Regions from separate parts of the Homo sapiens genome. Here regions 1, 2, 3, 5, 6 and 7 are each linked to region 4. Evidence: chromatin loops called from intact Hi-C (ENCODE). Cell type or tissue: sigmoid colon. All regions are shown on one strand. Links, peaks and the distances in the headings refer to the core of each region. The heading gives the core; the rest is flanking DNA. Region 1 overlaps PTPRO (protein tyrosine phosphatase receptor type O). Region 2 holds the start of MGP (matrix Gla protein). Region 3 has its middle 130 kb from the start of ATF7IP. Region 4 has its middle 5.7 kb from the start of LINC01489. Region 5 overlaps ARHGDIB (Rho GDP dissociation inhibitor beta). Region 6 overlaps LOC105369673 (a long non-coding RNA gene). Region 7 holds the start of H4C16 (H4 histone 16).

What was found. A loop is a pair of places that touch in the nucleus more often than their neighbours do. Peaks named below come from ENCODE experiments on the same cell type or tissue, not always from the same donor. Only the 100,000 strongest peaks of a DNase experiment are listed, where the experiment ranks them.
Region 1: it touches region 4 in a loop (2.5-fold over the local background); 2 of 110 quality-filtered maps call a loop at or near these places.
Region 2: it touches region 4 in a loop (3-fold over the local background); 3 of 110 quality-filtered maps call a loop at or near these places.
Region 3: it touches region 4 in a loop (5-fold over the local background); 14 of 110 quality-filtered maps call a loop at or near these places.
Region 5: it touches region 4 in a loop (2.2-fold over the local background); 36 of 110 quality-filtered maps call a loop at or near these places.
Region 6: a loop joins it to region 4, with 6 times the contacts of the local background. A loop is called at or near these places in 19 of 110 quality-filtered maps.
Region 7: a loop joins it to region 4, with 4 times the contacts of the local background. A loop is called at or near these places in 22 of 110 quality-filtered maps.

What each region holds. Positions count from the first base shown.
Region 1 is chr12:15,573,092-15,577,455 of GRCh38, reverse strand. The region is part of intron 19 of PTPRO (protein tyrosine phosphatase receptor type O); the gene reads right to left. Among named protein-coding and RNA genes, the nearest start is that of EPS8, 210 kb to the left of the region's middle. In sigmoid colon, for the core only: no CTCF peak of the experiment used is centred there; no DNase peak of the experiment used is centred there; H3K27ac peaks cover 732 bases.
Region 2 is chr12:14,883,076-14,887,439 of GRCh38, reverse strand. It overlaps MGP (matrix Gla protein), which reads left to right and starts at 1,586. Exons shown (of 4, transcript NM_000900.5): 1 at 1,586-1,709; 2 at 3,195-3,227. The coding sequence starts at 1,649. In sigmoid colon, for the core only: no CTCF peak of the experiment used is centred there; DNase peaks (open chromatin) are centred at 1,499 and 2,639; H3K4me3 peaks cover 3,239 bases; H3K27ac peaks cover 1,072 bases.
Region 3 is chr12:14,236,020-14,240,383 of GRCh38, reverse strand. It overlaps the pseudogene MRPS18CP4. Among named protein-coding and RNA genes, the nearest start is that of ATF7IP, 130 kb to the left of the region's middle. RefSeq lists enhancers at 986-1,065, 220-1,159. In sigmoid colon, for the core only: a CTCF peak has its summit at 2,008 (motif pointing left); no DNase peak of the experiment used is centred there; H3K27ac peaks cover 682 bases.
Region 4 is chr12:14,993,908-14,998,271 of GRCh38, reverse strand. No RefSeq gene overlaps it. Among named protein-coding and RNA genes, the nearest start is that of LINC01489, 5.7 kb to the left of the region's middle. In sigmoid colon, for the core only: a CTCF peak has its summit at 2,239 (motif pointing right); no DNase peak of the experiment used is centred there; H3K27ac peaks cover 237 bases.
Region 5 is chr12:14,945,095-14,949,458 of GRCh38, reverse strand. ARHGDIB (Rho GDP dissociation inhibitor beta) reads left to right here. Exons shown (of 6, transcript NM_001175.7): 4 at 1,510-1,586. Among named protein-coding and RNA genes, the nearest start is that of ERP27, 8.7 kb to the right of the region's middle. RefSeq lists an enhancer at 182-391. In sigmoid colon, for the core only: no CTCF peak of the experiment used is centred there; no DNase peak of the experiment used is centred there; H3K27ac peaks cover 1,639 bases.
Region 6 is chr12:15,267,392-15,271,755 of GRCh38, reverse strand. It overlaps LOC105369673 (a long non-coding RNA gene), which reads left to right. Exons shown (of 3, transcript XR_007063224.1): 3 at 2,614-2,817. Among named protein-coding and RNA genes, the nearest start is that of RERG, 48 kb to the right of the region's middle. In sigmoid colon, for the core only: CTCF peaks have their summits at 2,399 and 2,599 (motif pointing right); a DNase peak (open chromatin) is centred at 2,665.
Region 7 is chr12:14,767,545-14,771,908 of GRCh38, reverse strand. H4C16 (H4 histone 16) reads left to right here and starts at 778. Exons shown (of 1, transcript NM_175054.2): 1 at 778-1,189. The coding sequence starts at 825. The coding sequence ends at 1,136. It overlaps LOC105369669, which reads left to right and starts at 1,252. Exons shown (of 3, transcript XM_047429947.1): 1 at 1,252-2,009; 2 at 2,900-2,970. The coding sequence starts at 1,756. RefSeq lists enhancers at 966-1,295, 960-1,556, 1,557-2,152. In sigmoid colon, for the core only: CTCF peaks have their summits at 1,687 and 1,887; DNase peaks (open chromatin) are centred at 738, 1,328, 1,598, 1,848 and 2 weaker places; H3K4me3 peaks cover 3,292 bases; H3K27ac peaks cover 2,764 bases.

The DNA of each region.
Region 1 (4,364 bases), core at 118-4,117, 580 kb before region 4:
TCTGTTTCATGCCCTTTGTGTCTTTATTCAAGTGCTCTTTGCAAAGCACATGCTTTATTAATCAAGTTATTGGGTCTTCTGATGCTTTTAACTAGAAGATCCTTGGTGGCAAATTACCTTGCGCTTAATGGCATTGGGTTGCCTGACTGTAGCCAACATGGATGAACCAACAAAAATTGCCCAGATTTCTCTCTTCCTTTGATTCCTCATCTCTTTTGGCTTTTCAAGATGACAATATCTGAAGTTCTTTGGACTAAGTTGATGTCAGTTTTATATACAAACTATGTTACATTTGATTTTCAACTCACAAAATTGGTTTTTTCCATCTCAGGCACTTACTTGCCAAATATATTTAGGCAGATGCTTCCCATTGTTATTTTATAACTGAGTGTTCCATTTTAAAGGGTATTCAAAGGTTGACTCTATTTTTCTTGTAAGAAGCAACTTATTTTTAGTAAATTTCAACTAAATCAGTGTGATGTTTAGGTTAGTTCCTTTTGGTAGTTATAAGTTTATTTAAATGATGCTTCCATTGCTTAAATTATTTCAGAAATCTACCTCCTTTAGAAAATGCCTGCATAGATATTTTTTCAAAATATCTCACATATTCTGACATGCCACTTATAAACTGTATGTTCTTGGAAGGGTAGTTAAACTCTTTTAAACTTTGCTTTAATTACCTGTAAGATAAGGCTAGTAATTTCTCCACACCTTCCTTTTTTATAGTGATTATCAAATGGAATAATTTAACTCAACAAATACTAATACAGCACTATTGATGATCATTGTAAAATACTTTTGTGATGATTCTTTGTTTTGCTTTGCCTGGCTCCATAATTTCTTCCTCCTCTGCCATTTATGCCAGCAGACCAACAACTCTTCCCCCAATTCTCTTGCTTTGGGGACAGACTGATAAGCCATGGGAAAAGGCCTCAGATACAAAAGGAATGGTGGAAACAGATTGAGGCTGAGCGTTTGAGCACATGTGGAAGCTGACTAACTGACAGAACTTTAATTGTGGAAGCTGACTAACTGACAGAACTTTAATTGTGTGTTGCCTTCCTGCTGTAAATACTCTAAGTTGATAAGAGAGGTTTAATTGGCTGAACACTGTAAGTGGAAGTTGCCAAAGTTGAATTGCAGCAAAGTGGGAACTGCATGTAAACACAGTATGCTTTGAAGCCTTTGTAATTTAGCCTGTCACTAAGTGGAAAATAAAATATTAAGTTTCCAGTTCAGCAGCTTTGAAGTTATTTTCTTTCCAACCATATGGAAATTCCACTGGCTTAAATCTTTATGAAGACAAACTATGGAGTGATGGACCTGAAACCCACATAAATCATTTCTGAATTTTCTTTTGTCAGTTTTGTTTCTAAATATAATTTATCACCCTTTTCTTCTAGGCTATACAGTCATCTGTAGTGGGTTGAATGGTGATCCCCAAAAAGATACGTCTACCTCCTAACCCCCAGAACCTGTGAGTGTGATCTAATTTGGAGAAAGTGTCTTTGCAGTTGTAATTAAGTTAGAGAACATGAGATGAGATCATCCTGGAGAAGAGGAAAAGGCATGTAAAGATGGAGACAGATCAGAGTTATGCAGCTGCAAGCCAAGGAATTGCTGTGGCCAACAGAAGCTGAAAGAGGCAAAGAAAAATTCTTCCCTAGAGTCTTCAGGGGGAGTGTGGCCCTGCTGACACCTTGATTTTGGAATTCTGGCTCTGCAATTGTGAGAATAAGTTTCTGTTGTTTTAAACCACGACAATTGTGGTAATTTGTTATGGCAGCCATAGGAACTAATACGGTCACCCAAACCCAGTAGCAGGCTACGTTTTGTTGGCTGTGTTTGAAGCATACAGGTCTTGGAAAGCAAAGCACAAGCATATACATTACATTAGTTGGCTTGGGCTGCCATAACAAAACACCATAGAGTGATAGTTTAAACAGTAGAGATTTATGTCTCACAGTTCTGGAGGCTGGGAAGTCCAAGATCAAGATGGCAACAAGGTAGATTTCATTCTTAGGCATCTTATCTTGGCTGATCCTGAGACAGTCAGGTGGGAGGGGGTCCTTGGAGAAATTCCAACTAGCCTGCTCACAGAGGTGGAGCCTCGGGAAGTTCACCATGTTTGCAGTGGGGAAGGAACCTGGCCTCTCCTCTTCCTGTGTGGAACCTGAGATTCAAGCTGCCAGTGGGAAGTGCTCTAGCAGGGACTCCAGCCTAGTGAGAGTCCCTGTTTCTCCCTTTTCTTCCTTTTCACCGAATAAAACCCTGTTTTACTCACCCTCCAAATTGCCTGTGAACCTAAATTTTCATGGCTGTGGGATGGACAAGGACCTCATCTTTAGCTGAACTAAGGAAAAGTCCTGCAACAATCCTACCACGAAGTCCTCACCCTCATGAGCTTATCTAATCCTAATTACTTAGCAAGGGCTCCATCTCCAAATACCATTGCATTGGGGGTTAGGGATTAAACATAGGAATTTTGGGGGGCCACAGATATTCAGCCCATAACCTGCAATATCATCTTCTGAGGAGAGCACAATCTGCATTCTGGTCTTAGGGTTTGTAACAATGTCAGCAGGTGAGAGTTTGCTTTCGGTGTTTGCTTTGGGATAGGGTGGACATTATGTCTTGAAACCCAAGCATAACTATTACTGTTTCTGAATCGCATGATTACAAAAAATCCAACAAGTCATTTTCCAGTAAACACATTATTTTAGTTGTGAGTGACAAAAACATAGCTCAAACTAGTTTAGACTAAAGGAAAGGGGGTTTATTCAAACAATACTAAGATTACTAGATTACGTGTCCATAAGGGGTGGAAAAAGTGAGGAGAAAGAAAGTGCCAGTGGTGTTGACAGAAGAGGTTCCATCTATAGCAAGTAAAAGCTACTACCAGAAATCAAAGGTCACCTCTTGTGAACTGCATGGCCAGTTCTGTAGTTTTGTTTTGATCTTTGCAGCCACATGTCTGAACAGAGATGGTGAGGGCCTTTACTAGTATCCTGATCAAACACTAAGCACAGACATTAATAGCAGAATGAGCAATATGTGATATGTCTTCTGGGCTCTCACATTTCAGCTATAAAGTCTGGTTCTTCAAAATCTTTCCCATGTGAAATGTAAAAAATGAGGAACCTATTTTAATCCCTGGGTCCCAAGACTTTTAAAGGAACGGTGTATATTTTTATCAGAAGGATAATCAATCTTTCTAGCAGATTTAAAATCAGATTCAGAGTAAAAAAGAAATTTATTCAGTAAACACAAATTAGTAACTCATATAGCTTCATGTATGACTTATGGCTGTATTGGTAGTATCTATAAATCCAGACATTAGTTTCAATCTGCAAAATGCTTATAAATGATGTGATTTCTCAATGTGAATGTGATATTTCAATGTCAGTATCAAAATGAATACAAATACTAGGCATTAATATAAACAGAACAAGTACAAGTTCAGCTGCTGGAATTATCTAGACCAAGGTGATTTGGCCATCTCATACCCTCTTGAATTCTCATTAGAGTTAGGAACATTTTTTTCCTTAAGTCTCAATTAACTATCAATGTATTTCAAAAAAATGTGAGGGCTGCCATGTGAAAGGTCCAGCATACATCCTGAAATCAGGCATGGGAGCACACTACTTCTATGAAAATTGATGAGGAAACCCTGACGCTGACCCTGAGGATGTAGGGGGCAGAATGGGACTGAGGACTGGTAATATCTGAAGTCTGTCAAATGAAGAAGGAAGTAAATTGGACCAGCGGGCCACTGCTTGAGCAAATGTTAGTCCAAAACATACAGTCTAAGCCTGTGACTTAAAACAGAGCCCTAGAGAGTAAGTTGTATTTTCCTACCAGAATATGTAAATAATGTCAGGACTTACCACCCAATTAATTACATATATGACCAATAATGTTCTAAGAATAGAAATGTATGAAGAGAGCATCAGAATAAATAACAATATTAAAGACTTTAAAATCGTGGTGTAATGGTTAATTTTAGACGTCAACTTGACTAGGCTATAGTGTCCAGTTGCTTGGCCAAACACCAGTCTGCTGCTGTGAAGGTGTTTTTCTCATATGTGATTAACATTTACGTAAGTAGAGTTTGAGGAAGGCTGATTATGCTACGTAATGTGGCTGGGCCTCATCCAGTCAGTTTGAAGGCCTGATGAGAAGAGACAGGTCCTACAAGGAGGGAGGAATTCTGCCTCCCCATTGCCTTCAAACTCAAAACTGCAAACTCAACTTTTCCTTGGATCTCCAGCCTGCCAGCCTGCCCTTCAGGTTTCAGACTTGTCAGCCTCCATAACCTCAAAAGCCAATACCTTAAAATAGATCTCTCTATATATACATCATAT
Region 2 (4,364 bases), core at 290-4,289, 110 kb after region 4:
GCCAGTCTCATTAGTGGAAATTGTGATGGTTGAATTTATCAAGGATGAACATACACGGTCTTCTTTCTGAGATTTTCTTTAAGATTTTCGCACAGATAATCTATTTCTTAGGTTTTGGAGAGAAAACTTGAATTTTATTGATCCCTCAGAACTCAATCTTTCAGATTTCAAAGGAGCTATTTCTTTTAATGGGGACTCTGTTAATATTTATAAAAGCTCTTCACAGGATGGAGGGTGGGAGGGAAACTCCATCCCAACAAGACAAAAAGAATGAAGCATGAGGCTCCACCTAGTTCATCACTGCTCCTTGAAATACATCAGTATTGAAAGACACATCCACCCCACCCCCAACCCAGCCCTATTGCTGTTCCAGCTCAAGAGTCAGAGGTCCCGAAGCTGTAGCTCTTCTACAATCTGCTGCTCTGTGACTTCAAGTCTGTTGTCTGCAAAGAAAACTATTGGGTTCCCAAGCAAGAGAGGCACATCTGGTAGGACAGATTTTGTGATTGCAAAAGAAGGGGGAAAAAAAGAAAGAAAGAAAAGACCTCTCTATACAAGATAACCAGAGGCATCAAACTGAAATCCTCCTGTGGAAAATAAGCTAGTACTTCTGGGCCTGATGGTGTAGTGAAAACCTGTGCTTGAGGATACATTACAGTGAAAGAGCAAAGTGAATAGTAAGTAGCTATTACTTACCTCCTTAGGGAGGTGTGTTGTTTGTCTGTACATCCCCCACAGCACCTAGCACAGTACCTTGCATCTCACCTGCCACTCACTAAAAAGTCTATCAAGTTAGTTAATTATCGAGACAACGCCCTCAGAAATGAGAGAACAGTACCCTCTTATCCTTGCTGCACTTTCCAGCACTGATACGCTGCCTAAAAGAGGACTAGGGCACAGGTTTGAATTAATGTCACAAAACTGGATGGGCAAGTTACAACGGTGTTGATTAAGGAAACAGAACTCATGGTGCACCGGATATCTCCATCCTGATGAACCCTTGGAAAAATGCCAAAGATGCATATCCCCAGGCAAATGCCTGATTAGTCTGGGATTGATAGATTGGTCTAGGATTCAGCCCTACTGGGAAGATGTCTAAATTATAATCAGTGTAGAAAGCGAAGTTCTCCTAGAAGAAGAGGCAAAGGTTAAAAAGAAGAAAAGAAAAGAAAGTGAAGTCCTTTCTCCCCCAAAACCTCTCATCAATCAATCAGGGTAACAAACAGAACACTAGGGCTCTGTCTGTGGACCAAACCCAAAAGCCCTGCGGTCAGGGCCAGGAGGGTAGATCATGTGTTTGTGGCAACTTCCTCTGTGGGCTTTTGCCCAGGTCTGTCCCCAAGCATACGATGGCCAAAACTTCTGCACCAGAGCAGCATCCTGTGTAACACAGTCAGGTCCAGCAGTTAGGGAAAACTGCCCACTCAGAGTAGATAATATCTGGAAGGAATGACTGTTTGGGAAAAGTTCCAATGCTAGTTCAGTGCCAACCCTTCCCCACCTTCTCCAGCTCTCTCCCACTGGTTCCTCCCCTCTCAACTGCTCTGGTTCTTATAAAAACCTCACAGCCTTCCACTAACATCCCGTAGGAGCCTCTCTCCCTACTGCTGCTACACAAGACCCTGAGACTGACCTGCAGGACGAAACCATGAAGAGCCTGATCCTTCTTGCCATCCTGGCCGCCTTAGCGGTAGTAACTTTGTGTTATGGTGAGAAACTTTTCTCCCATTTCTCTGTGTTTACTTTTCTGCCTCTGACTTTGGCTTACTTCTATTTTTCCTCTCCCTCCTCCTCTTCTTCCCCCTTTCTCTGTTATAATCTTAAAGTACCATTACTTTCACATTTCCCAGTCTCCGCAGAAACTGATCTGTTCTATTAAGTCTTTTTTATATCCTAAATATCCAGAGTCTTATGCAACTTAACAGGCAAACCCGTTCAGTGGTAAGTCTCTGTATATCTAGAAACTCATATTTCAGAAAGAAGATACCAAATTCCCAGCCCCCTGCATCCTCATTTTTAAGGATATTTATTTAGACTTTGGTATCAATGGGTTAAGGGTATTGTTTAAACCACTTGCCTTTGAGAAAATCCATTTTTATGTGAAGTATTAAGTATAGCCCTTTCTAGGGACTGGACAATCTCATGAACTTACTATGTTTGTTCAGTTAATTAATTTTAAAATAAAGTTTTACATCAAAAGAATTTTAGAAAAGAATCATTTTCATAACTCCTGTTGTCAGAAAATAAATTTTGCCTGTTTTCTATATGTCATTAAATATACCTGCATTTGTTCAAAGCTTATAAAAGGAAATCTGAAGCAAAGTTATTTACTTATTTCAGTCTTTTGTTTCAATTACCTAGATATTTTCATTGTTTTAAAATTTAAATTACATTAACAACCATAAAGATTATGCTTCTCACTCTTGTATTCACAAATTTTCTGTATTAGAGGATTTGATTTCTTCACCTCCTTTTTAAGTTTTGAAGAAAATTCACTTGCTGGCAAATATTAATAGAAGCTTCTTATTCCAAAATTTATCTGCTGTGCTCAGGAGAGTGGCAGAAAGAAGAAAACTTCGGCTTTGATATCGTTTCAGTTCTCTCTCTGAACTGGCATCGTGCCCAGGGTGAGCTGTCAGCTGGAGCTAGTGGTTTCTGTGGCTGCCAATTTAACACAGGTTCTTAAGAGGCTTTCGGAACCCTCTTAGAAACCTGCCCTAGTAAGCCCAGCAGAGCAACTGCCCTGTAGTTCTCTTGCCTGGAGAAACCTGGCTGTCTTCTGGATCCTTCTTAATCCTCTTTGACCCTGTTCTCAAACAGGCTCTGAATAAATCAGAGAAGAAGGTTCTCTGGAGACTTCTGTACAGCACTTAAAGTGTCTTATTTTGCTTGTCTGAAGACGTCATAGCCCTTGGGAAATTTTAGCTGAAAATGGCCACTCCCTCCTTCAACATCAGAGAAACTAAAATATAGAGATATCCACAGCAAGGCCAGAGCTAGAGAAAAACCTCATAAATCCTAAATTCCTGAAATTTCTAATAACCACACTGCTAAATATATTCTTCATGTTTTTAGACTCTTTCCTCTTCTTCCATCCCTGTATTTAAACTATCACAGTGTCTAAATTGATAAATAATAACATAATGAATCATGGATAAATATTGATATAATGAATCTTTTTTTTTTAATTTCAGAATCACATGAAAGCATGGAATCTTATGAACTTAGTAAGTGAATATTTAACTTCTTTATTCAAATCCCTTGCATTAAAGAACCTCTTCTTATTTTTAAATAAACAAGATGGAAAGATATATAACAGGGAGGGAAAAGGGGGCCTCTTTTGGAAAACTAAAGTAAATTTTTAAATCTAATGACTATAAAAATTGCCAAAGGAGCAATTTTTTAAGTTTGAAGTAGTGCAATATGGGATTTAAGCTACAGGCGACATATTTAGAAGCCATAAAATCTCATTTGGAAATTTTAAATTGGCACCACGTCAACTGCACAGATGGAAAACGAGGAGTAATGACAAATGGTAAAGCACAGAGCTGGACGCCAAGTCAGCTGGGAGACCACAGGCGCCACGTTAAGCTGAGTGCTGTTTTGGTTTTTTTGTGTTTTTCTTTCTTGTTTTTTTTTTTGAGACAGTGTCTCACTCTGTCGCCCAGGCTAGAGTGCAGTGGTGTGATCTCGGCTCGCCGCAACCTCCACCTCCCAGGTTCAGGCAATTCTCATGCCTCAGCCTCCTGAGTAGCTGGGATTACAGGCCCATGACATCATGCCTGGCTAATTTTTGTATTTTTAGTAGAGATGGGGTTTCACCATGTTGTCCAGGCTGGTCTCGAACTCCTGGCCTCAAGTGATCCACCCACCACAGCCTCCCAAAGTGCCGGGATTACAGGCATGAGCCACCACACCCAGCCAGCTGATTGCTGTTGAATAGCTGGATTTATAAAGACTGAGCATAGGAGGAAATGGCACATCACTCTCATTTTTAATTTATTCATTATTTTTATAGTGTTTAAACTGTTCATGTATCGGCAATCTAGTTATGCTTCATAAATCCTCAGGACAGAGAATTTCTCCTCAAAAGGAATTTAAAATCTACCAAGTAGAAATACAGAAATTAAGAAAGGCAAAGTGATCGTCCAAACTCAAAACCAACAAAGCCTATATGACAAGTCTCTAAGACACATGGATTGATTACTGATTTCATTTGATCAGGAAGTTAATGAAATCTACTTTATACTCTCCTTTAATTTTTGCCAATCTCCGTTTATATGAGTTGCATAAGTTAAGGCACTTTCAAATATATTTGTGTCAAGGAATATTCACGGAAATATTTCCAGCTATGTGTCGCTAAA
Region 3 (4,364 bases), core at 179-4,178, 760 kb after region 4:
ACAAGTCAAATCTGGGTTGCCAGTCAGGTGGGATAAATAAAGAATGGGAGCCAAGGTAGGGAGTCAAATGCAGGGCTTTAAGGAACCACGCCAGACAGGAGGGAGGGGCAGCGGTGCAGGCCAGCGGGAGGGAGGGATTCAGGAAGTGAGGCGCAGACATGGCAGTTTAATTTATCTTCATCACAAATCTTGAAATCACTGGAGCAGCTACTTGCCCTCTTACAATCTAGACATCAATCTAGAGTTTCAATTTCCTCTTACCAGTCTTCTATTTTTTCATTTGTAAGATATTCCCCTTGATAAAGAAAAGAGAAGTGAAATTGTTAAAATACCAATTTTCTTTGTTTGTCAGCGTCGCCATCTCAGTCCATTCTCTTCCCACAGCCACAGCAATCTTTCTAGTAAGCAAAGCTGATTGTGTCTGGCTCTCTCTCACATTTACAATAAAATCTAAACTTTTCTCTCTTTTTTTCTCTTTTTTTTGGGGGGTGTCAATAAACCTTCCCTAATTTTATCCCCGCCCCCTTTTAGAAAACGTTCCTGGATCATCGCTGCATTTTTGCTATTCCTTTCTGTAACCTTGCCATTCAAAGAGATGCCATTTGCGGTTACAGCAGTTTTTCAACAGTGGCAGTATTTGAGGTCAGATAATTCATTTGTCGTGGTTGGCTGTCTGTGCACTGTGGGACGTTTAGCTGCATCCCTGACCTTTACCCACTAGCTGCCAGTAGCACTCCTCCAGTGGTGACAAGCAAAAATGTTACCAGACATTTCGAAATCTCCCCCGGGAGCGATATTGCCTCTGGTTAACCATTGGGATAGGGTGTGCTGTTTCATGTCTACCCTCCCCTACGCCTGCTCCTCTTTCTGCAGGCAGTGGCCTTCTCCCTGTGGTTATCCTGGCAAACGCAGGCTCATCTCTCAAAATCTCTGCTCCGTGCTCCCTCCCTGGTGAAGCCTTCCCCGTCTGTCAAGGTGGAGTTAGGCAAGTTGGCCCTCCCATTTAGATGGCACCTTGCTATTAGAGTCAGATCGAATTGTAATTCAATGGAGTTGTCTGTTTCCATCTCAGGCTGAGGGTTTAGAAGGTCAGATTGTTTTTTAGTATTTTGTCTCCTGTACCCAGTTAAGTACCTGGGCCAGAATATTGACATCTAGGTGTATCTTTAACAATTTATGTTTCAATGTTGGAAATGATTAAAACAGTTTAGAAATAACATTTAAAGGCAGATTAATTTTTTTTGCCTCATAACTGATATGATGTCTGTGATATCTAGATTTTAATAAGCCACCACATCTCACATATGATATTTTGTATATGATTTGTGAATAGTTGCCTCTAGTTATTAAACTTGTTTTTGTCAGGTCGGGCCACACAGTCCCACGCCTGTAGTCCCAGCACTTTGGGAGGCCGAGGTGGGAGGATCTCCTGAGCTTAGGAGTTTGAGATCAGCCTAGGCAACATGGTGAAACCCCATCCCTACAAAAAAATATAGAAATTAGCCAAGGGTGATGGTGCATGCCTGGAATCTTACCCCAGAGGCTGAGGCAGGAGGATCACTTGAGCCCCAGAGACGGAGGCTGCAGTGAGCCAAGATAGCACCGCTGCACTGCAGCCTGGGTGACAGAGCGAGACCCAGGTCTCAAAAGAAAATAAAAGAAAAAAGAAACAAATAACAAACTAAGACACAAACACACTCATTATCCTAGGCCTCATTAGGCGATAGAAATTTTTCAGCCCCGTTGTAATCTGTTGTATTTTCAGTCCGAATATCTACTGAACTGTCATGTGTCATGTGAGTGTACTCTTGAATAACCACCTGCATAAAGCCACGCTATTATTTGACAATAATTTAGTATTTCTGCATTTTTAGTTATTTAGGACCAACTATACTTTAAAACGTTATTCCATTTGGGAAGCTCATTATCTATCAATAATAATTGTGAAAAATATTTTTAACATTTGATTTTTAAATACCTTACCAATGCTGCCATCTCCTGGATGCTTTTAAGCACTGTAACAATCAAGGAAGCTTACAGTTCTTAATAGTGGTTTCCAAAAATAACATGATATATGCCTATCAAAAGCTTTTATTTTTTGCCCCGTTCTTTTTCTTTTTATTTTTTTGGTTAGTTTGCAGAAGGCCTGTATACATTTTTACTATTTGCTCCATAAAATAGTTGACTATCTACCTACCTTTCTAACCTCCCACCGCTGGAGACAGAATGGTGTAGTAGTACTGTAGTGTAAAGTGATTATGCTACTTTTATTTTGCCTCTCTAGACCAATATCCACCCTTCTCTACTCTGCTTTGTGTCCTAGGAGGCAGAGACTGACCTATATGGAATGCATCAAGAAGCTATCTTGACTTTTAGCTTCAAATTGGGTCTGGGCAATGGGAAGCACTCAAAGGAAATTAAAGAGAAAGAAGAGCGTAGAGCTGGAGAGTTTATCCCCCCCAGCTCCCTTCTTATGAGGTCCCAGGGCTCTGTCCCTTCAATGAAGGTCATATCCCCAACAAGAGCCCTTACCAAAATAGTTCACTCTATGTTAGGGAAATAGTATTTACATCCTTTCTATATCTTTCAGGCCTAAAGATGATAACAGTACCTAAATGTTGTGAAACCCAGAGCACTTTGCTGTCCCCTGGGGTTATCCTACATTCTGTCCATACCTTTTAGATGCTCCTTTTATTAAATAGCTCCTTAAATTACCTAGCTTGAATATATTTCATTTCGTCCCGACCAAAACAATGAGAATAATGATAGCACTTAACTCAGGCTTGTTACAAGTGTTAAGTAAGTTAAAACGTGATTAATGTTTAAACCATGTCTAAGAAAAGAGATAAAAATGAAAGCAATAGGAAAGAAAATGATAGTGATAGGAGACAAAGATGATCCAATACTAGGATAATTGCTATTTGTTTAGTGGTTAGAAGTTCCCCCAAATCAAATATTTCTATTGAAATTGTCTTTAAATAAACAATTCAGAGATAAAAAAGAGAAAAACTTTTGTTTTAACTGTAAAATAAGTTTATTGGTGGTAACCTTATATAATTTTATTCCTGATAATTGATGTTACAAACTTTGGGGTCTTTGAGGTATGCAGTATCCTTGTATGTAACTTGCATAAACCCCATTATTTGAGCTCTCTTAATTGCTTTTGTGATTTCTTTCCGTGTCTTCCCACAAAGACCTGTTACGTGCCTTCCATAAATGCATCCAGTAAATGGAGAAATAAAATGAGACAAAAGCGGTACATTCTTATAATTTACATGCTTTCCACATGATATCTATGTTAAGCGTGTCTATATAAGAGACCACCTGAGCAGGCTTAGTGTCAGCAACAAGGCTGTTTATTCACTTGGGTGCAAGTGGGCTGAGTCCGAGAAAGGAGTCAGTGAAGGGTGGTGGGATTATCACTGGTTCTTATAGGTTTGGGATAGGCGGTGGAGTTAGGAGCAATTTTTTTTTGTGGGCAGGGGATGGATGTTACAAAGTACATTCTTAAGGGTGGGGAGGATGTTACAAAGTACATTCACAAGGGCAGGGAGGAGGTATTGTCACAAGGAGGGGGTGGGGATGTTACAAAGTACATTTACAAGGGCAGGGAGGGTGTATTGTCACAAGGCAGGGAGGAATGTTATAAAGTACATTCACAAGGATGGGGAATATCACAAAGTACATTATCACAAGGACAGGGGAATGTCACGATGGCTTGATCATGGTGTGGCCAGCTCAGAGGACCTTACATTCCTGTCTTTTTATGTTAATAATGAAGAACTAAAACGAGAAAGAGTAGTGAAAACTTGAGGCGAAAATTTTGGGGGTGGTCTGGAGGGGTGATGGGCAACGTTTCTCAGGGCTGCTTCGAGCGGGATTAGGGGTGGTGCGGGAACCTAAAGTGGGAGAGATTAGACTGAAGTAAGATTTTGGGGTAAGGGGTGATATTGTCAGGTTGTTAAAAGCAGCATTTGCCATATAGAGTGATTAGTGATAGCCTGGATGCGGTTTCGTAGGAATTGAGAGATTAACCGGAAGACACGAGGCCCGAATAAGAGAAGGAGGAAGATAGGTATTAGAGGACTAACAATTGGAAGAAGCAGGATACCCAGTTTTTAGAGAGTGGCCAGGTGGGTCCAGGATAATTAGTTGCCTGATTAGCACGTTTTTGAGCTCTGTCTTTGAGTTTTTTGATGTTATCATATACCAGGCCAGATTGATTTAAGTAAAAACAACACTCTTCATTAAGAAATATACAGAGTCCTCCTTTTTCAGCAGTGAGTAAATCGAGGCCTTGGTGGTTCTGGAGGACAGCTGCAGCTAAAGAGTCAACCTGGGCTTGGAGGACAGATAAAGTTTGT
Region 4 (4,364 bases), core at 92-4,091:
CAGCAGGGGAAAAAAATCCCTAAACTGAGAAAAACAAAAGTTTTCACCAGAAAAGAGACCACTTATTGCTGAGTAGGATGAATTTAAAAAACTATAAATTTTAGAGCGCCAGTGATAAAAGATGATTATAAACAATTCCAGAAAGAAAAACACAAATACGATCCAGAAAAGAGCGTGTCTAGGATGACATTGCTATTCTACAAGCTTGGAAAAAAACAATCCAGAGTAGGCCAGTGAGACAGAGGCTCTAATAGGGATGTCTCCCCAAGAACAGTTGGGGGATTTGGTGCAATAGACCAAATAATTGTAAAAGTTGAAAAACTTGAAAATATGATAAAGGCATATTATTCTTTTGGTAAAAGATTTTTAAAAGAATCAAAAAAATCAGGAAGGAATAAAACAACAAATTTGACAAGACTTTATATAATTGATGAGGTGTAAGGAAAAATATTTCATTTGATCTTGGTATTGAAAAGATGTTCCACTGAGTAGCCCGAAAGTGCAGATATTGAATGAATAGAGAAGGGTCCTGCTTTATTTAAAAAAAAAAAAGAATGCATACATCATAACAATGTAACTGCTATTGATTAGTTTTGCTTTTATTATAGAATCTAACTATAGGAAAACCATGGGAGGTTTATGTATGGCTAGTGTACAGAATGTTAGTACCAATAACCTGGAGAAGGTGGAAGAAAAGTGATTGACAGAATGGGGAGTATAGAGGTTTAGAATGAGGAAAGTTAGAAAGAAGGGTTAGGGGTAAAGGCACTCATCCTAAATAAGCAAAGATTCAGGATAATGGAAGAAGAAAAATCAGCTAAAATTATAACCCATAGGAGATCTAAAAGTAAAAATAAATAAGTATCAAATTTAGGAAATGAGAATATATAGGGAAAGTAGCCAGGGAATAAGTTAATATCTCATCTTTTATATTAAGATATAAATATTGTTTAAATAAAGGCATAAGCCTATTATTTAAATTTATAGTGGTAACTATGAGAGGGTTAAAAATAGAAACAGAGTTGCCCTCAGGAGGTGGAGAGAATAGTAAAGGTATAATGGAGACTTTTGCTGTTTATAAGCTCTTCTTTAGTTTTATTAAGAAAGTATTTTTACACTGCCTTTGAAACACTAATTTTGTTATAAAATAATTACTAAGAACCATCCCTCATCCCATTTCTGAGTCTCATCCTATTCTCACTCCAAATCTTATGTCTGTCCAATCTATGTCTTACCCCTTCTTACTCCATTACTGAGCTCAAAAGGAAAGCATAGCTGATGTATCACAATGGCCCATCAAATTGACCAACTCATTTTATTTCATGGGTGACCAGTCATTTTATCCTCTCAGCCTCAAGTGTTTTTTTCTTTTATAAAATCAGGGCATATGGTGAATAATATAAAGTCTTTTCTAGTTTTAATATTTTTTAAGAATATACGTGCACCTCTTGGGGAGAATGTAAATTATCACAACCATGTGGAAAACAATATGGCGGTTTCACAAAAAGTTACAAAGAGAACACCATATGATTCAGCAATTCCACTTCTGGGTATATATCAAAGGATATGAAATCAGTATGTCAAAGAAGTATCTGCACTCCCATGCTCATTGCAGCATTATTCACAATAGCCAAGATATAGAATCAACCTAAGCAACCATCAATGGATGAATGGGTGAAGAAAATATGCTATATATACATAATGGAATACTATGCAGCCTTAAAAAAGAAGGAAATCCTATCATTTGCAACCACATGGATGAACTTAAAGGACATTATGTTAAGTGAAGTAAGCCAGGCACGGGAGGACAAATACTACATGATCTCACCTCACCTATACATGAAGTGCGAAAAAACTGAACGCATGAAAACAGAGAATAAAATGATGTTTTCTGAAAACCAGGGGATGGGAAGAATTGGGGAGATGTTGGTCAAAGGACACAAAATTTCAGGTGGACATGATAAATCAGTTTAAGAGATCTATGGTAAATCACGATGACTTCAATTAATAACAATATATTGTATGTTTGAAAATTGCTTTCAGAGTAGATTTTCAGTCTTCACCACAAAAAATAAGTATGTGAGGTAATGTATAATTAAGTTACTTGATTTGGCTGTTCCACAATGTACACATATATCAAAACATCACATTGTACACCAAAAATATGTACAATTTCTGCTTGTCAATTTAAAAAACAATGTGTACACTTACTTTTACCTGTTTTTGTCAGCACTAGAATATGAAGCTAAATATCCACAAGATGGCAGTCTAAGCCCAGTTCTAAGAAGAATCCATTTTGTTGTTTTTTTTTTTTTTTTAATTCTCCTAGTCTTGCTGGTAGAAATTATTACACAGCATAAAGAACTAAGAGAAATATTTTCAGGAAAATTTGAGTAAAGCCATAAGCAACACTCAAGAAACCAGGCTTACTTCCTCACCTCCAACCTTTAAGCAGTAGCTAAGCCTCTCCTATAGCATATGAATTGCCTTGCCACAAGTCACAGCAACCAAGATTTTTGCACACTTTCAAAATAACAGTCACAAAACCTTATTTCTGGGGTTTGGACCTCCATCCAAAGTATTGGTGAAAGCTATATCTTATGGACCCTCCCAGTTGGGGTGAGCAGGTTTTAAGTGACAAATCCACTCCAGCCTTCCCATCTCCCTAAGCCTTTGAATCCCTTCCTCTATGGTAAACCAAGGAAGAGCATCTCCAGCTCCCTCACAGTGGGCCACCTTTTTATCCGTGTTTCAACCAACCAACCAAACAGATTGTTAGCGCCTTTCCTAACTCCCCAAGCTGCAACATTAAATGCAGAATCTCTGCTTAGTGGGCCCAAGTCAATAAATTCAGCTAGATCCAACTTTATGTTCTTTCTACCATTATCCCACACCCATAATATCCATTCCACACGTGTTCCCTGGATTTCTGCTTGTGTAAATTAGAAAACTCAAGTCTTTCTTTTGGAGTGTAGCATACCTCCTCGTGGATCACACTTTCTATCTCACCTTTAGGGGTCTGCTGGGACTTGAGTCTGGTTATGCGGCTAGAAGCAAAGAGAGGAGGTGAAGGTGGGTCCTGAGGAGAATCAGCCTTGTCTTGCTTGGAAGCTCCCTCAGGGGAGGCCATTACTGTTTATTCAGACAATGAAGGGTTAATCCCCTCAGACACAGGTGGAAAGGCCAATATCACTGGGGGTGGGGCTTGAGATGGGGGTGCTACTGCCACTAGGGATGAGGGTTCATCAGAATTTAGGAGCCCGATGTCTCCAGCCTCATCAGGGTTCTCCCACACATCTCCATCCCAACTTAAAAAAAAAAACAAAAACAGTCTTTCCCAATCAATGTCCTCACTTTAATAGTCGACACCTGAGAGGCTGAGAGTTTGTGTTTATTGTACATCAGACCATTGCATGATGAAGGCTTGTTTGATTTTCAGCAATTTCAACAATTTCCTGTGTTTACAGGAGAGAAGGTTCTTCTTCGGGGCACACTTAGAAGCTCTTAGGCTGTTTATGAGCACCTAGAGCCAAGAATTCAAATCCATGGGCTCATCACTTTCTTCTCTCTTTTTTTGGTATAAATTTAAGGGGTACGAGTGTAGTTTTGTTATATGGATAAATTGCCAAATGGTGAAGTCTGGACTTTTAGAGTAACTGTCATCTGAATAATGTACATTGTACCCACTCAGTAATTTTTTCTCCCTCACCCCTCTTCCACTTTCCTCCCATTTTCTTTCATCACTTTGTCCAGTGGTGTTAGGAACAACCAACTAGCATTATTATATTCCTTGGTTTTTCACAAATGTTTGAAAGTATCAGTCACAGGGTTACCAAGTGTCTTGCTTCATGTATGTGGTGAATTAGGAGTATCAAATATATTTATTTTCTGTACAACAGTTCATGCCATGGACTATCTGTGCTCTCTGTACTGTTAGAAGCAGAGTCTTTAGCATTTTTATATCTAATCAGATTAGACAGCCCATTTCAAAAACCCTAAAACCAGTTAAGAAAATTTATCCTTAAAATTCTGTTTATCAAGAACCACTCCTGGTACCAAAATCTGTATTATTCAGGGTTCTCTAGAGAGACAGAACCAACAGGCTATACAAAAGGGGATATATATGGGGAGAACTGGCTTACACTATCACAGTGGTGAAGTTTCAGTTAGACTGACTTCGAGCTGGAGAGCCAGAGAAGCCAATGGCGTGACTCACAGCCAGTAGCATGGTCAGTCCATGTCCTAAGCATCAGATGCAGGAAAGCCCATAGTGCAGCAGTGAGGACTGAAACCACCCCCTACCCCAACCCCGGAGGCTGCTGGTGCAAGTCCTAGAGTCCAAAAGCTGAAGAAGAACCTAGAGT
Region 5 (4,364 bases), core at 268-4,267, 49 kb after region 4:
TACAGTCTAAACATCAAAGTATTGATCTTCTATCCACTACAAAACTTACTGGAAGGTGAGAAGCAATCCGGAATTATACTAGAAATTCCACTGCTATAGATTGAATTGTTTTAGCTTGAAACTCTGATTCTTGTTAAATAAACAACGTCTCCTACTAAAGGCGTACAAATTAAGATGTTATTTTCTTTCACCTTATTGTAACTAAGGGTCAAGCCTTTCCCTGAGACTTAGGGCTTGAGGAGGAGAGAGACTGGGAAGGGGGTTATTGTGGAGGAAATGGGCATCAGAGGGGATATGAGAGGAGAAGCACGGAGCCAGGAGATTGGGGCCTTCAAAGGCAAGTTTTTAGTGGAAAAAAAAAATAGTTACCAAATGAAAAAATTGGACTCTTGTGAGACAGACAAAGCACAAGTCTAGAACAGTTGGCTTAGTTAGCAGCAGAGTAGTTCCCCTCTCACAGGACACAGCCAGTCTTTACCTTATATGGGCTTTTTTGTCAGAGGGAGGAAATCAGAGGCTGAGAAGGCACACTTCCTGTTCAACTGAAATCATTAGAGCAGGCACACACACACATTCAGCTACCCCGACATGCTGACATCTCTCCAGGAGAGAAACTCACGCTCTCTCACCAGAACTCAGAGTCTTCCTAATATTACCAGGTACAGCTGCCAGTTTGCAAGATAAGGTCTGAATTAGCGCTAAAGAAATCTGTTCTCTTCAGCAGGACCTGGTAGTATTGCAAGGAAAACTTGGTCTCTGTCCCCTTTCCCAGCAGAGGAAAACCAAATTGGGTTTTCTGTCACTAACAAGCTGCTATGCATGAAGAAAAGCATAGAGAGTGATTACCTCCTTAATCAGGGTACAGGAATTTGGGACAGATCCTGGTTTTATGGAACCTGAAGCTTTTATAACTTCAGTGATATTCCTTAAGAAAAATAGTATGAAATTGCAAATGAAAATACAAGAGTAAACACAAAGGTGAACATTTTCTTAAAGTGATAAAATGAATAAAAACAAGTAGAATTTTAAAAGCTAGAAAATGCCACAAACATCACCAAATCTATAAAAACAAATAGCTGACACTCCTAAATACTATTTTTCTTATATGTTTTATTTGAGGGGTAAGGGGCATATTCTTTAATAACCTCTTCATTTGACCAGTAATATAATTCTCAATGAGAGAATAAATGGACCAAAAAAAGATTTATCTTCACAACTCATTATTTGTAATGTCTTGTGTATTTTTAGCATTGTCATCAAACTTGGGGGCAGGGAAACTCTCATGTTTTTCATAACAGAGCTGTAAGATTTCAGGCATTAAGTGTGTGTGTGTGTGTGTGTGTGTGTGTGTGTGTGTGCAAGGACTAAACTCAAATACTCTGTGAATTGAGGGCCCTGTGAACCATGTTGCCCTCGTGGGCCCAACAAATTTTTCCGGGACTTAAAAGTCATTTATTAACTTGTGTATCTGCTTTTGAGGATAAACTCTCTCTAAATCTTCTTCTACAGGAGATCTGGAAGCCCTCAAAAAGGAAACCATTGTGTTAAAGGAAGGTTCTGAATATAGAGTCAAAATTCACTTCAAAGTAAGTATCCTGCCTTGTGTGTTTTTGTAAAGTTTAAATCTTTTCTTTAATCAGTGACTACATTTCTTGCATGATCATGTTGAGGTACTTTTTGTTTGTTTCTCCCCTAGTACCCCCAAGCTGGGTCTGGAATGTCCTCTTCCCAGCCCTGAGGGCTACCTGTTGAGACCCACGTTTGCCTCCTGTCTTTTCCTAGCCAGGACTTCTTAAACTCTTCATTATCTCTTAAGCCAATGGGATCCCTCTGTGAACTCCAAACACATCCTCGAGGCACACACTGCTTTGTGTTGTACCACCTGTGTCATTTCTTCTTCATAGAATATAAGCACCTCAATCTAGGGTGAAATTGTACATCTCTCCTTTCCAATATTTCACACAAAACTTTGTAAATAGCATATAGTTCATGAATATATATTGAAAAGTGGACAAACAAGTGAATCAACCAATAGGAAAAGAAAATGGGACAGGGCCTCAGCTCTAATTGCTCAAGGATTATATAAATCCAGGAAGTGTGATCTTTGCTAAAGAACTGGAAATTACAATTATAGTTGTGGAACAGGTAACCAGGAAAGAGGAAACTAAATAAGAAATAAACTGACATCTAATATATCCCAATGAGCCATATATCCCAATGAGCAGCCAAAATCACAAGAAAAATAACTTTGACTTTGAAAACAAATAAGTTAGAAATGCAGTGTTTGCACTTCGTGGTTTATGTTTGCTTTGGTGGCCTCTCATTCCCACTTAGCCTCAGTCTCCAGGGCCTGGGCTCCACCAAGGAAGACTCCATCTGCTCTCTCTATTTGCACACTGGGAACTTTTTTCCCCAAGGTACAGGATATGATTCAGGGTTTATGGATGACCTCCCTACCCCATACAAATATAACTGAAAATAATTTCATCCTGGAAATATTTGTTGATGCCTACTCTATAATGGACACTGAGCTAGGGTTCACTTACTTGTTTCCTGTCATATTATTTATTATTGGAGCACCTGAAGGTTTGGTAAGGCATTATATCAAAATATGCCTAGAATGGGTTGCACATCAGTTTCATTTTTAATCATTGATGCTATTGCATTAATTTGTCTATTTGGTAAACCAGGTTTCCTCAAATGAAATGTGACAGGTAAATTTTGACGTGACTAAGATGCAAAGGAAAGCTCTGGAACAGGGGCTTCTCCTCTGGATGGGGAGGTGGAGGAGGAATGTGGTATGTGGGTCTGTGTGGACAGGTTTACACATTAGGATGATGCAGGAGGAGGCCACAGAAAGGGGCTTTTGAGTACTCTCTAATTCAGAGGTTTGATGGCTCTCTGGGTAACCTACGTAAAGTTGAACCATCCTGTGGCTTGTCCCAGCATGGTGCTACAATTAGAAGAAATGCCAGATCAAAGTCAAAAATCCTTGAAAAACAACTTAAATCTTCACTGAAGTCTCTTGAAAAATGTCCAAGAAAGTTTGCATTTATAACACAAGTAACACATGTTAAGTCCTCTTTCACAATCTCTGTTAGTTGCACTCAATGTTCTTTTTCTCCTCCCAAACTTCTTAGCACTTTCTAAAAACCTGACCTACGATTGTTATTTTAGGTTCTTCCCAACTTTTTTTCTGCCTCCCAAGGAAATGTGGTATCTCTGACTTCCACAGCTCTCACTTTGATTCATAACACCAAGGCTTCTTCCCCCTGGAGTGGGAGACACAATAGGGATGGGGATGTGGGCAGAAGAAGAGGATTCTATGAATATTCATAGTTTTATTTCACCCACCCCAAATGTATTTATATTAAATGGACCCACTGAAGAGCGCTGGTGAGATGGTAGACTCTTTGTCTTGAAGTCCTTATTGCTACACCAATATAATTCTTCTTCTTAGGTCTTTCTCCCACTAGGTGAAAGGGATAAGCTTCGGGACATCTAGAAAGGTGCATTTATTTTCCCTATTCCTATGAGCTACATTTGAGACTCACAGTATTAGAAAGCCTGGGCTTTATCACAGTCTCTTTGATGATGCTAATTTTTTTTCTGACAGCTTTTCATAGGTTTATACTACAGATTTACCCTGTGACAGTCAAGAATCTAAGCTGGCAGAGTTCACTGCTCTGCCACCTCCCTGCCAACAAAACAAAAGATAGCACTGGTTGATTGGTTGAACTATTGTGTCCAACACAAAAGGACAGCCATAATTATTGTTGAAGAAAAATTATTTGAAGATGCTTTAATTCTTCACATTGGTGAACAGATAACCAAGCTCTTCGGCTAATGATGCAATGTCCACTTTAATTTGTTTGTATAGACATAACGACTGTGTAAAATTAACAGACAACCCAGGTCAGTCCCAGGTGAAATGAATCATGGAAAAACAAAGTTCTTGGGCTGTCCACATTTTCATTCTGCGTTACTGAATTTTCTTTGAAAGGCTTGGGAAAATAGCAAGATCTCAGACAACGTCTGAAAATGACAGACATCCAACATACTTGCCAGATACAAGTGAATTTCACCCATTATTTCAGTTATATTGCAGTCACAGCCATCTTCTAGACATGAATTTTCACTTTCCTCCTTGTTGTTTGTTTTTTATATGGTAAGTGGATCATCTCTGAGGTTGTGGTTTTTAGATATTTACATAATGTGCTCTATTGGTATCTTCATAACTTTTCCTAAGACAAGGATGGTCTCTTGGTCAGCAGTATTGGAGAGGGAAAGCTCAAGGCCATTCTTGGGACCATTGAGAAAGGAGAAATACAATGAAGAATATTGGGCCAATGTTTTAATGAACC
Region 6 (4,364 bases), core at 236-4,235, 270 kb before region 4:
AAAATGGGGTTGCAACACGAACTGGATCAGAACAGCATAGAAAATCTGGAGAAAATTCAATATCACTTTTAAAGCACAGGAAAAAACCCAAATGCAGATTGGCCAGTAACTAACTGAGACATTTTGTCTGCTATCTTATATTTTTACTTGTTCCGGATTTTATATATATATGTGTGCGTGTGTGTGTGTGTGCAGACACATATGTACACACACGTCTGTATAAAATATATATGTGAAAAAAATGCATATATGTATATATGTATAAATATATATATGTTCACACACACACATATATATAGAAAGAGTGAGGTTATGAAGTAAATTGCTCATATATACTATATATTGTATATGAACAATTTGTATATGTATATATACTAAATAAATGACTATAACTCTTATTCCATAATAGGGGTTTGATCTTTGGTCTTTCTCAATATATCACTAACTGGATGTTAGGAAATCCCAAGTTAATGAAATCCTTCTGGTATTGCTATCAAAAGACTGGATTGTTTATTCCTTGCCTGACTTTTGCAGCCTAATTTAAATACTTAATATAAACAATATTGACAGCTAATGGAATGCAATTTCAACAGTTTCTATCATTCTTTAGTAGAAGGGTGTAGGAATGAATTAATTTCCTATCACTGCCACAACGCATTACCACACATCTAGTGGCAAAGAAACAACACAGATGTATTAACTTGCAGTTCTCTAGATTAGGAGTTTGACATGGGTCTCACTGGGTGATATGGTTTGGATCTGTGTCCTCATCAATATCTCATGTTCGATTGCAATCTCCAGTGTTGGAGGTGGAGCCTGGTGGGAGGTGATTGGATCATGGGGGCAGTTTCTCATGAATGGGTTGGTACCATCCCCTCCATGAACCTCCCTGCAACTCTCTTCCTCCTGCTCTAGCCATGTGAGACATGCCTGCTTCCCCTTCGCCTTCCACCATCATTGTTAGTTTCCTGAGACCTCCCCAGAAGTGGAGCAGATGCTGTTACGCTTCCTGTACAGCCTGCAGAAACATGAGCCACTTAAACCTCTTGTTTTCATAAATTACCTAGTCTCAGGCATTTCTTTATAGCAGTGCAATAACGGACTAACATATTGGGCTAAAATCAAAGTGCCCTCAGGGCAGTGTTTCTTTCTGAGAATTATTAGGAAGAATCTGTTTTCTGGCCTTTTCCAGTTTTTAGAGGCTGCCCTCTTCACTCCTGGCCCTCTTTCTCCATCTGCAAAGCCAGCAAAGTCAGGCTGAGCTTCTTCTCATGCTACCACCTCTGGTGCTCTCTCCTGATTCTCTCTTCCACTTTTAAAGATCCTCATGATTACATTGGGCCCACCTCAATAAGCCAGGCTAAACTTTCTATTTTAAGGTCAGCTGATTAGCAACTATAATTTTATCAGCAACCTTAGCCTGACTTTGCTATGTGATATAGCATATTCACACATTCTAGGGGTTAGAATGAGGAAACAAAACATCATAGGTGTTTTTACATTCTGTATTTGCATGAGCTTCAAATACATGAAAATTATGCAGATCAGCTTCTTTATTGTGAATCTAGTTAATATTGTTTACATTTTTAAAAGACTAGTATATAAGATTCCTTAAAATGGTACATTTGATATCAGGTATCCTGGGATCAAATAAAATATTTCTATTATTTTTTATTCATTATTATTTCTATTATTCTACTACTATTATTATTACCTATTATTTCTACCTCAACTCATCCAGTATTAATTATCTTTTAAAAAAATTATAATTTCTTTTAATGAGTTGAACATTGTGATTCATTAATGATATGTTTATTTAACAGTAGGACATGTTTGTGGAAGATGATGTTTGTGTATGTAGTACTTGAATAAATTTTCTCACATGACACATAACATTTGATAAATTAGGAAATAGAATACAGTAGAAAAGATGACTAAATGATGTTATTTTGTAAAAATCGTAGACTTGACCGTTTTCTTTTATAAGCGTCTAATCATTCTCATGCAAAAGAAGAGAAATTCCATTATCCTATCTCTTATTCTAGCTAGAAAGTATACAACAGTGTGACTTCCAGCATAAAACAGATGAAGAAAATAATTGTTGACCAAATACACAAAGATGAAAGGAACATTAAATCTATAAAATCAATTTATTTGTACATTATGCTCAATATTCTTTTTTGCTCATCTATTTAATTCCATATGTATTCATTGAACACAAGGCAAGGCCCTCTTTAGTAATGAGGCACTATTGAGAAAACAGCTCCCAGGCAATAAAAGAGGTGGACATATATAAATGATGCTGATATGAACCAGCTGTGATAAATAGTATGACAGAAGTGGAAATCTTACTAGTGCACAAGCTGCATGAAGGCAGAGGTTTTACTAAACCCAAAGCTAAGAAATATACTCAATGATATGAATAGAATGTGCTATGGGAATATAAACAAGAAAACACAAAATGCCATGAGACAGCAGAGAGAAAAAAGGCTTAGACACCACGATTTTGGAAAGTTTCACACATTCAGAATTTAAGAAAAAATTGAGAATTGAAATGGGTTTCATGCTCCACCCTTGACTTCTAAAAATGTTATTATCCCTCTCTGACACTAGGTGGCACTACAGATGCAGGCATGGGCAGAAACACGTGAAAGATTTGTGCCTACCTACTTATGATGGGATTCTTCTGCCTCCTGCTGCACTTTGCCTGGGGTAGCCAGACTACAGGAAGACAAATGCTGAAAGGAATAATATCAGTGGGGATTTTGTTCAGGAACAGGAATTCTATCCCAAACTTGGATTTTAATCAATATTCCTTTGATTAAAGGTACAATTTTTAAATTAAAAATTTTCAAGACTTTAAGTTTGAATTATAAATCTTATTTTATTTTTACATTTAGTAACTTTGAAAAAATGCTTTTCTGAATTTGATATGTGAGATCAAATTCTTTTTCAAACAACACCATTTTATGTATTTAATAAAATTGCCTTGGATATGTTAAACTACAATGACAACTTTAATACATCTGTATTATCTCAAATGTTTAATTGACTAAGATATATACAGATTTTATTTTAAACACTCAAATACAGATCTAACAACATCTTGCTAAGTACTGAAATTGTAGAAATTGTAAATCAAGTAAATCAGACTTACAAACATAGTAGATCAAATTCTTCTAAGCATTTCCCAATGGCTTGAGGCCCAGACCACACACACAACACATCATGATTCCCTCCCTACTAACTAGACTAAACTGGAAATGATGCTATAGGCTCTTTTGTATGGTCACATTTTTTGTTTCCAGTGAACAGGGGCTTTCTAAAACTCAGTCTTTTCCTCTGAAATTAACTGCTTAATTTTATGTTTGCAATGCTGTGCCTTTCTCCTAGGTAACCTGTCCCTGACATTCAAAGGGGATTTTCCCAGCACTTTGGGAGGCCGAGGCGGGCGGATTGCCTGAGCTCAGGAGTTCGAGCCCAGCCTGGGCAACATGGTGATACTAAAATACAAAAAAAACCCAAAAAATTAGCAGGGTGTGGCACCTGTAATCCCAGCTACTCGGGAGGCTGAGGTAGGAGAATTGCTTGAACCCAGGAGGCGGAGATTGCGGTGAGCCGAGATCATGCCACTGCACTCCAGCCTGGGTGACATAGCAAGACTCTATCTCCATTAAAAAAAAAAAAAGGAGGGGGGTGATTTTCAGGTCCTGGTGCTTATAATCCCTTTTCTATAATTATTGTGTTATCTCTTCATATAGGCCTAGTGTGTGGTGATGGAATTTAGAACTCCTTCCTTAGGTTGGTTACATCCCTTTTTACTTTCATTGTATATGTGCCTCACTCATCCACACTTTACGGACGTTTAATTAATACAAGCCTATAACTTCCCTTTTATCCTAGAGCAAGGGAAGCAAAACTGTGTCTCAAATAGACTTCCCAGCACTGGACACCAGAGTCAAGAGGCACAGGTTTGAGCCTTTGATCAAAATGGTGCCAGACATCCAAGTCTCAGCAGTTGATCCTGAAATATGGTGAACTCTTCCAGCTTTGAACTCACTTCTGCTTTCACATGTTGTCTGCCCACCATGACCAAAAGTATCAGACATTTTTGTCTGGTACCAACAGCATCAGAGACTATCAGAGATCATATTCACTCAACCCTGTAATTCTACACAGAAGGGATCTGTGGTTTCTCTGTTGACCTGGTGGGCAGTGGTGGAGTTAGGACTAGAACTCAAGTATTATTTTCTTTCTCTGCAACTCCACTTGTATGAGATGCTGGTTTATAGGGACAACTTTTGTCTTATGTAGTTATAGAATATTAAAGAGTCATTTTGTCTAATCCACTTATTACGTAAAAG
Region 7 (4,364 bases), core at 76-4,075, 230 kb after region 4:
TTGTGGCATCCATTGTTTTACAAGAACTTTGAATTTTTAAGTGGAAAATGTGAGATGAGAACCTGAGATTTGAATGACATAAGACATTGACAATATTTCAACTAAATAACCACAGGAAGTTACTTGGTTGAAAAGCACACAGGCTCTTGCAGGGCAGGAAAACCTGCAAATTGCGCAGAAGCAGCTGAAAGGGGAATGGCGGGGGTCGGGGGGAGGTGGGGGTGGAGTGTAGGTGGGGGACGGGAAGCTGCACTTTCTTTTTTCAATTGAAAGAATTTTAATTATCTGCAGGGCCGTAAAAGAGAAAAAAGTCCTCTCCCCCTACTATGTCTTCAGAAGACCCACGTGTGAAAAATTTTAAATTTTAAGTAATTGCTTTGAAATCTCGGATGTAAAGCTTTTCAGGTTTTTATAGAGTTTCATAGTAAGTCAGGAATTCCGTTTGAAAAAACAGAAGGAGGGAGGGACAGAACAAGGAACGTGCATAGGATCTGGCCTACTTTTATTTAAGCGCTGAGAAAAGGCAATATAAATTCTTTTAGCTCATACTGTTTTAACTTTAAAACGTATCACCATGAACCTTTCTCCAAACATCAGAAAAAATTTTCCCAAAAGAGCAAACAACAAAAAAATCAGGCTGGTTTCGCTGACTGCTTCCTGGACTTAACAACTATAGCATGTCTCCAGAGGTGGGGCCTAGAGCTCCGCCCACTTTTTTGATGTTTTCAAACAGGTCCGCATCGAGAGACTATAAGCCCTGGTCTGCGACTGGCAATCACAGTGGGCAGCCCGATTTTCTGCTGAGTAGGCGCTGTGATTTCAGAATGTCTGGGCGAGGTAAAGGTGGCAAGGGGCTGGGTAAGGGAGGCGCCAAGCGCCACCGGAAGGTGCTGCGGGACAATATCCAAGGCATTACAAAGCCGGCGATTCGCCGTCTCGCCCGACGTGGGGGCGTCAAGCGCATTTCTGGTCTCATCTACGAGGAGACCCGGGGAGTCCTCAAAGTCTTCCTGGAGAACGTGATCCGTGACGCGGTGACTTACACGGAGCACGCCAAGCGCAAGACCGTCACGGCCATGGATGTGGTGTACGCGCTGAAACGCCAGGGTCGCACCCTTTATGGTTTCGGCGGTTGAGCTGTCCCCACAGCTTCTCTACAGACTCCAAAAGGCCCTTTTCAGGGCCCCCAAACTGTCACAGAAAGAGCTGTTAACACTTCCTAGATAACGGGTAAATATCAACCCTTTGATGTCGCCTTCCGGATACCGGAAATGGGATATTCGCGGCCCGAGCATCTGCTCGGGATTAGACTTGGCGGGCACGGGGAGAACTAGACCTCAAGGAGGGGGTTCCGCCTGTGCTTAGGTACGACCCTGGAGGTGCCGCGCAACGCAGTAGTGACCTCCCAAAATCCAGACACCGGATTTTGTTTAGAAGAGTGCTTGTACAAAGCCCTAGTGTTAGAACTGGTCATGGTCTTCTAAGCGGCCGAGTCGTTGGCCCATAAGCACGTATCGGATGGCTTCCATGTAAATCAGGGCTTAGGTGACTTCCTGCTGGCCTTCAGGGGTGAGCGTCACGCGTCAAGGGCGGTTCGTGCGTGTGCAGGGCTTGCTAAGTCGCAGGAAATGGGAGGTCGCAGCACGCCGCTACCTGCAAGCCCGAAAGCTGAATGCAGCTCTAGTGTGGCGCGTAGTCTTACTGGGTACTATTTTACTTAATCGCTGACGTTGAGTGAGAGGTGACCAAGCTCAGATGCTGAGATTAAGGCGGCCGGGCGAAACTCGCGACACCCTGCGATTCCCTCTTAGCCAGCTGCGTAAAGTTGCCTACGCCAAGCGGGTAGCGTCCTGCTCGGCCACCTGGCGGCGGGCGTGGAGTTGGCAGGCAGGCAGTGGGGGTCACGCCGGCATGAAAGGCCAGATCACCTGCAGGTCGCCAAGTTGCCGGGAATCCCCCGCTCCGAGCAGTGTCATGCCCATCACAAATAACCCTATCGCAGCCGGGAGGTAAGCCCTGGCTTCCGAGTAAAGGCCCTGTTCAGAGCAGCCTGGGGGTCTAGAAGGGAAACGGGTGGCGGGTTAGGTTCTAATAAGTTCAGTGAGAATGTAAGAGAGACAGCTGTGGGATTACCAAGCGCGTGGTCCTACCCGGTACTCCCGGGGTGTAGTGAGGGTCTTGGAGAAAGGTGGGGCTGGTGCTACCAGTTAAGCGCACTTTCCAGTAGGCGAGGGTAGGGGGCGGAAGACCTGGTGATCAGCCTGCGTCCAGGCCGTAGGGGTCGCCCCGGCCTCCGGTAAAGCTCCGTATAACAGCCTCGCTCTACTCCTGGCTCTGTCCTTCCTAACTTCTCATTAGGCTTGGCACCCCAGGATGCGGTGTGATCCATGCCGCGTTAACTAATCTGCCCCTTCTCTACCTTTTCTTTTTTCCTTTCTTTTCGAGACCAAGTCTAGCTCTGCCACCGAGGCTGGAGTGCAGTGGCACGATCTCGCCTCCGCCTCCCGGGTTCAAGCGATTCACCTGCCTCAGCTTCCGGAGTAGCTGGGATTACAGGCCTGCGCCACCACGCCTGGCTAATTTTTGTATTTTTTTTTTTTTTGGTAGATACGGGGTTTCACCATGTTGGCCAGGCTGGTCTTGAACTCCTGGCCTCAAGTGATTCACCCGCCTCCGCCTCCCAAAGTGCTGGCATTTCAGGCGTGAGCCACCACGCTTGGTCTTGCTCTAGCTATTCTAAACATGAAGAAGTCATATAGCTTCCTTGGTGCGGTGGGCTGAAGTCACTCTAAGGGAGTTTCCCAGCCCCAGGGGTTAAAGAACTGGAGTCAAGATTGGAACCCAGCTGGCGAAGGATTCCGCACCGCTAGATCTTGACATTTGCCTCTTCTTCTGCCAGGAAGGCTCCCCTGTTCCTTTTTGCTGACGTGTCATTTCTAAGTACTTTCTCCTACTCCATAAAGACTTCAAGTGAGTACACAATACTGGTGTTAGTTTAATTTCTAAGACAGTGAGACACTCGGAGAAGTTCAATTTTCTTTAATGCAAGTGAAAAATTGAGTTACTTAAAAGAAATAGAGTCTGGCATACTTTCGTGCCCTCGATATTTGTTGCATGACCAAATGAGTGATTTTGGGTTTCACATAAATTAAGGATGAAAGTTAGGGCCCCGATGGAGGATAGAAATACTGTAGATATTTGTATGACAATTAAAACTCTTCCTTAAGTATTTAACTTATATGGAATTGTTTAAATATTTCATGGTTTTGGGGTTTTTTTTTATTTTTGTAGTGGTCTCAATTCTTTGATTAGAATAGAACTTATATTTTCCCTTGTAGCATAGTTATTTTTTTGTTTGTGTTTTGTTCTTTATAAAATATAACCTAATTATCTAAACCCAAGAAATATTTATTTTTGTCTGTGACTCTGAGTCCTATGGTATAGTAAGTACCCAGTCCTGACAGTAATCATATCTTCCAAACCAAAACTGGGTCACACGGTTCAATAACTGAACAGAATATCTCAAACTGAAAACGATCAAGATTTTCTGAAGTTTACTATTAATAGTAAAATTGCTTACTAAAAATGTTAAAGAACTTGATTTAAAACTCTGTAATGCCTCACTTAAAATGTGAATGAGGGGGGCGGGGTGGGGGTGGCTATAATGCCAGCACTTTGGGAAGGCTGAGGCAGTAGGATTGCTGGAGGCCAGGAGTTTGAGACCAGCATGGCCAACATAGTGAGACCCCATCTCTACATAAAATAAGAATTATAAAATGTAAAGTGAATGGAATGCATTGAAATTTGATCCTGTAGCAAAGTCATCCCTTTTGAATTTTGAACATTTGTTTAATGCCTCTTTTCCAAGCATATTTTGAATATTCAGAGATAAATGAGCAAGTTACTGCCATCAAGAAACTCCTATTTTTCTAGGAGAGAAAGGGGAAAGACGTGTAGTTGTACACATATGGTTTGCTCTAATAGAGTGGTATAAATCAAATGCTATTGGTATACAAAAGGACAAATTTTGTCAGCCAAGTGTATGGGTATCTTCAAAGAGCACAGGTGCCATCTGTTCTGAGCTAATGACCCATTGAAGAAGGCCACACCAAATTTGGGGGAAAAGCAGCATAAACAAATGCCAGAGTATTTTCCAGGCAGGTTGTATTTGGAGAATCTCCTAATGTTGTATATTTAATTTGTCCTTTGTCCAAGAATAATGCAATGAACTAGGCAACTAGTTGAATAAAAATTGAAACCAAGTTCAAACAAGCCTATTGAAAAATGGGCAAAAGACTGGAAAAACATGGCCAATAAGCGTAAGAAGAGATGTTCAGCTTGATCAGTCATCAAGAAACTACAAA